Regions from separate parts of the Homo sapiens genome. Here region 1 is linked to region 2. Evidence: read pairs that join two places in POLR2A ChIA-PET (ENCODE). Cell type or tissue: PC-3. All regions are shown on one strand. Links, peaks and the distances in the headings refer to the core of each region. The heading gives the core; the rest is flanking DNA.

The links. Peaks named below come from ENCODE experiments on the same cell type or tissue, not always from the same donor. Only the 100,000 strongest peaks of a DNase experiment are listed, where the experiment ranks them.
Region 1: POLR2A ChIA-PET joins it to region 2 with 18 read pairs; 5 of 35 experiments call an interaction of 5 or more read pairs at or near these places.

The regions. Positions count from the first base shown.
Region 1 is chr3:195,138,176-195,141,092 of GRCh38, reverse strand. The region is part of intron 3 of XXYLT1 (xyloside xylosyltransferase 1); the gene reads left to right. Among named protein-coding and RNA genes, the nearest start is that of MIR3137, 5.1 kb to the right of the region's middle. RefSeq lists enhancers at 1,050-1,549, 1,550-2,051. In PC-3, for the core only: no CTCF peak of the experiment used is centred there; a DNase peak (open chromatin) is centred at 1,042; H3K27ac peaks cover 477 bases.
Region 2 is chr3:195,535,509-195,538,425 of GRCh38, reverse strand. The region is part of intron 1 of PPP1R2 (protein phosphatase 1 regulatory inhibitor subunit 2); the gene reads left to right. Among named protein-coding and RNA genes, the nearest start is that of PPP1R2, 6.4 kb to the left of the region's middle. RefSeq lists an enhancer at 250-479. In PC-3, for the core only: no CTCF peak of the experiment used is centred there; no DNase peak of the experiment used is centred there.

The DNA of each region.
Region 1 (2,917 bases), core at 91-2,590, 400 kb after region 2:
GGTGCTGGCAGATCAGGTATGTGGTGAGGGCCTACTTCCTGGTTTGCAGATGGCCGTCTTGTATCCTCTTATGATGGAGAGAGCAGAGGTAGGGAGAGGTGAGGCAAGCTCTCTCATGTCTCTCATAAGGGCACTAATCCCATAATGAGAGCCCCACCCTCATGACCTAATAACTCCCCCAAATCCCCCGAATACCATCCCACTGGAGGTTAGGACGTTGATATGGTTTGGCTGTGTGTCCCCACCCAAATCTCATATTGAATTGTAATCCCCATGTGTTAGAGGAGGGGCTGGGTGGGAGGTGATTGAATCATGGGGGCAGACTTCCCTCTTGCTCTTCTCGTGATAGTGAATGAGTCCTCATGAGATCCAGTTGTTTAAAAGTGTGTAGTGCTTCCCCCTTCTTGTGCTCTCTCTCTTTTGTTCTCACTCTCTCTCTCACTCTCTCTCTCACTCTCTCTCCTGCTGCCATGTGCAGATGTGCTTGCTTCCCCTACACCTTCCACCATGATTGTGAGTTTTCTGAGGCCTCCTGGCCATGCTTCCTGTACAGTCTGCAGAACTGTGGGTCTATTAAACCTCTTTTCTACATAAATCAACCCAATCTCAGGTATGTCTTTATAGCAGTGTGAGAACAGACTAATGTAGACATCAACATGTAAATTTGGGTGGGGGCCATACATGCTGTCCATAACAGTAAGGGTGCCTCCCACATCCTCTGCTAGTCCGTGCCACCTCCGGAGCTGGTATTTGGGCATGGGTTGAATAGGAAGGATTAGGCTTTCTCTATTGGGTGGTGCTAACGTTGCCTATAGACTAATTTGCTAATTTTGAGAACTAACCACTGGGATTTGGCCATAATTCCATGCAGAAGGAATCAAGGAATCGAAGTTGAGATGAGGTAACTCTGCTCAAAAGTGTAAATGCTTTATTGTCACCATTGATTTCTGGCTGGTCTCAGAAATTCCCAAGAGCTGCTTTTAGTGCACATTAGCTACAAGTCAGAATCTCACCAGGGCTGCACCCTCTCAGCCTGTGACTGTAAAAGGATGACTCACCTGTGTTCATGTACTCCAGAGAGCCTAAAGATGTCTTGCAGAGAGGGTGTTGCTCCCTAGACCAGCACGTAGGGCTCGGGAGATGTCGCCTTATGCCTCCTGGATGGGCTTGTATTATGTCTGCCACAGAATCTCCAGAAGCTGGGAGGGGTCCTCATCTGGGAGAAGTCCATAGGGACTGTTGGTGAATACAGCCAAGCCCAGCCCACCCCAACTCTGTGAGGGGAATGGAATGGAAACGCAGGCTCCCATTGTGAAACTCACCTATGTGTCCTGGCCCTGGCATTACCCAAGATAAACTTAGGAGATTCATGTGGGCTTGGCCTCAGTCATGGGAGTGTTTTTGGGAAGGGGCCTTTGTCTTATCATCTTGGCACATCTGAGCTTATCTAGTAAAGAATTCCACAGTTACTTCTTCAGGACCTGCTAAGGGCCAGGCTCTGAACAAGCCACAGACCCCACCCTCAAGAGGTATATAGCCTAGAGGGCTGGCCCCATGCCTGCAGCTGAGCGGCTGAGCACACTGTGAAAGCGTCCGTGGCTGCACTCCTGCGACGTGGAGGTACCTTTGCCAAATGTGACTGTGGACAGAGATGAGAGATCCGTAAGCAGCAGGCCTTATGTCCTTCCTGCTGCCTATTCTGACTCTGGGGGCCTGGTTCCCTCTCCCTGCCTCCACATCATTTTCCGCCTCTTAGAAGGTCTTAGCCAGACTCTCTGCTCGACTTTCAATTTCATTTCACATCAGACGTAGTCTCCTGGGTCACTAGCAGCTCCAAGCTCTGCAGCCAAGGGACTGTCTACCCGGGAGCTTTGCAGCCAAGGGACCGCCTACCCACTTCCATGTCCCCAAACTAACTGATGACTCTCTGTCTCCAGCTTTCCTGAGCACCTGCTGTATGCTAGACATTGGACTAATTTTAAAAGCCGAACTCCTTAGCCTGACACTGGGGGCAGCTACTCCCTCCCTGCACCCACCTCTCCTCTCACCAGCTCCCCTTGTACTTTTGTTTCAGCTGCACTGAACCCCTGGCTGTTGCCCACACAGGTGTCTTCCACACTTGGGGCCCTTGAGGATGCTCTCCCTCTGTCTAGGATGCTCTCTCTCTGACTAGGATGCTCTCTCTCTAGCCCATTTTTCTTTCTTTCTTTCTTTCTTTTTTTTTTTTTTTTTTTTCCTGAGGCAGAGTCTCACTTTGTTGCCCAGGCTGGACTGCAGTGGTGCAATTTTGGCTCACTGCAACCTCTGCCTCCCAGGTTCAAGCAATTCTCCTGCCTCAGCCTCCCAAGTAGCTGGGATTATAGGCACCCGCCACCATGCCTGGTTAATTTTTGTATTTTTAGTAGAGACGGGGTTTCACCATGCTGACCAGGCTGGTCTCAAACTCCTCACTTGTGACCCACCCGCCTCGGCCTCTCAAAGTGCTGGGATTACAGACATGAGCCACTGCACCTGGCCTCCAGCCCACTTTTCTATATGCCCTGCTCATTCTTCGAGGCACAGGTGAGATGCTGCCAGTTCCATAAAGCCTCTCTGAGGGCCGCCTGCACCCAGCTGTGGCCCTCACTCCTCAGGCTTGGAGGACAGACGCTTCCCATGAATGCGTGTCTCCCTCTGCAAGGCTATGACCTTATTAGTCAAGGACCAGGCCCTTGACTAGTAAAATATTGCCCAGCCTCTCCCCTCCTAGTCTCACAAATCCAGTCTAGGTAGGGCCTGGCACGGAAACCATTCCTCCAGCCAGTGTCCAGCTCTCTAATTACATCTTGTAGTTTTAAGGCTTGGTTATTATTTTCAAATGATGGCATGAAGCGGAGGGAACTGAAGTCCCTAGCAGGAATAAAACCAAATCACTTAA
Region 2 (2,917 bases), core at 128-2,627:
TTGTGTCAATCTATATAAGTTGAATCTTCATTTAAAGAAAGAACCATTTCTTGAAATGTGCAATTAAAGTTAAATCACCTTGAAGCAAAATCTTGCTTCCCATTCCAGACACAGTCACAACTTATCAAATGAGCAAGTCACAAGCAACAAGAAGTTCCAGTAGGTCTTCTTAAGGTGGCACCATATGAGCTAACAAAGTAAAAGTGAGAAGCGGTGACGTTTTCAGCACCAGATTTAGGCTGTAGGAAAACCAGTCACCCAAGAGGGTGGGGGAAAACTGAAACCAGCAGGTGCTTTCACCATCATGGCAGATCTGCCATGTAAATGGTGGTGCCCCTATTTTTGTCTGCAGGGATACTGACCTCAAAGGAGGTCATACAGTTCATGATGGTACTGGGATTAAGCTCAGGCTCACTCCTTGGGTTTTGCTATTCCACAACTAATGTTAATTCTGCCATCACTTTAGAGATGCCGACTTTCATATCCAGTGTCCCCTGCTGACAGTTTCTTCTACTTCACTAACTTTCGAAGATTTCCTAGCATTTTTGGAGTCTGTTTTGTAATACCGTTATTTAAATGCTTGTTTTTGCAAGCTATTGTTGTCTTTTTTTGGATCTGAATAATTGTACTAATTTTTTTTTCTGTTAGTGTTCTGTTGAGAAAACAAGTTGAGTGAGACTTTGAATATTTAGAACTTAAAATTTCATTTACAGAAGAAAGTAAACTAAATGGCAAACAAACTGGGAAAAATTGAAGTTATATAAAATGTGGTTTATATAAATCTAAAGAGCTCAAATTTATGGGAAGATTTCTGATAGGCAAAGGATGTAAACATAATTCACATGAGGAAATTAGGCAAAGAAACAACAGTTTTAAAATACTGTTTTATACCTGCTGAAATGGAAACACACACACACACACACACACACACACACACACACACAATAGCTAATCCTAGCAATGGTTTGGTAATTTACTGGGGACGTTACAAACAGTCCTCTTTTTTTAAAAAAAAATCTGTATGGCAACATGGAGTGAACTATAAAGTTCTTAATAAACTTTAATTCAGACTCTTACACTAGCAAATTTTCTTTAAAACAGCATTGAATAGCATATATACAAATATGTTCATGTCTGCCTTATTTTAAATAGGAAAACTTATTTAGGTTATCAATCTAAATGAATCTTATACAGTCATTAAGAAGGTAAAAAAACACAAGCAACTTATACTACATATACTTAAAACTTATATATCAGCATATGTATTGTATATATACTGTATGTACTGTTTTATATGTATAGTTATATATATTTTTATGTTTTGATAGCTTATACATATTTATATGTATTATACAAAGGGAAGAATATGCTGAAATCAAAATTATGAATGGCTTAGGGTGCTGGGATTGTGTTTATTAAATTTTATTTTTAATTTCAAGAAAACTTAATTTCTGCTTGTGTTCTGTAGTTCTTTTTCTTCAATCCTTATCTTGCAAAAAATATTTACAGGATGTGGCGTTCTTTCTTTCCCATTAGAGATACTTTTTAAACTCCAGAGGTCTTTCCTCATTCTTTTTTTTATCCTAAGCAACGATGATCAGTTGTCGTCGTTGTCTTTTTTTTTTTTTTTTTTTTTTGAGACGGAGTTTCGCTCTTGTCGCCCAGGCTGGAGCACAATGGTGCAATCTCAGCTCACGGCAACCTTTGCCTCCTGGGTGCAAGTGATTCTCCAGCCTCAGCCCCCTGAGTAGCTGGGATTACAGGCATGCGCCACCAAGCATGGCTAATTTTTGTATTTTAGTAGAGACAGGGCTTCATCATGTTGGCCGGGCTGGTCTTGAACTCCTGACTTCAGGTGATCTGCCCACCTCCTAAATTGTCATTTTTAATTCAATATTGTTAACATCACTTAGGAAGTAACTTGTTTTACTTTGAGATTAACAGGCACCCCCAAACAACATTATTAATATGTGTTTATTTTTAAAATATTTTATTACAGTGTAATATACATACAGAAAAGCATATTAAGTATAAATTTAAAGTGTCAGAAATTATTGCTAAAGCACACACTGGCTGGGTGCGGTGTCTCACACCTATAATCCCAGCACTTTTTTTTTTTTTTTTTTTTTTTTAAAGACAGGGTCTCGCTATGTTGCCCAGGTTGATCTCAAACTCCTGGGCTCAGGTGATCCTCCCACTTTGGCCTCCCAAAGTGTTGGGATTTATAGGCATGAGCCACTGTGCCCAGCCCCCCAAAACTTAACTACTGGTAGCCTCCTGTTGACTGAAAGCCTTACAGGTAATATAAACAATTGATTAACTACATGTTTTGTATGTTACAAGTATTATGTTACTGCGTTCTTATAATACAGTAAGCTAGAGAAAAGAAAATGTTAAAATCGTAAGGAAGTGGATCATCATAAAGATCTTTATCCTGGTGGTCTTTCACATTGAGCAGGCTGAGGAGGAGGAGGGGTTGGTCTCACTGTCTTGGGTGATAAAGGCGATAGAAGGAGAGGCAGGCTCACTTGGTGTAACTTTACAAAAATACATCATAATTTATGCCTAACTTTTGTGCTTTTTCGTTTCTCTTAAGATGCTTCTATGTGGTACTAATAATCTTCCTTCTACTGTTTAGTTTCAGTGTCCATATCATAAAAGCGTCCATGTTGTAAAATAAGCCAAGCAGTCTCAAATAGAACTCTTGGTCAGATTGTCTAGTGTCAATTTGTTTCCTGGCTTTGCTTCTTCTACATATTCTTCCGTATCCTCTGGCACTGATTCAGAAGCACTCATCTCTATCAAATCATCTTCTGTTAATTCCTCTGGTGTGATGTCTGTTAGCTCTTGAATTTCAGGATCCATATCTTGAAACCCTTCACCCCCACCAAATAATCCACAATCTCATTAGTTCCTT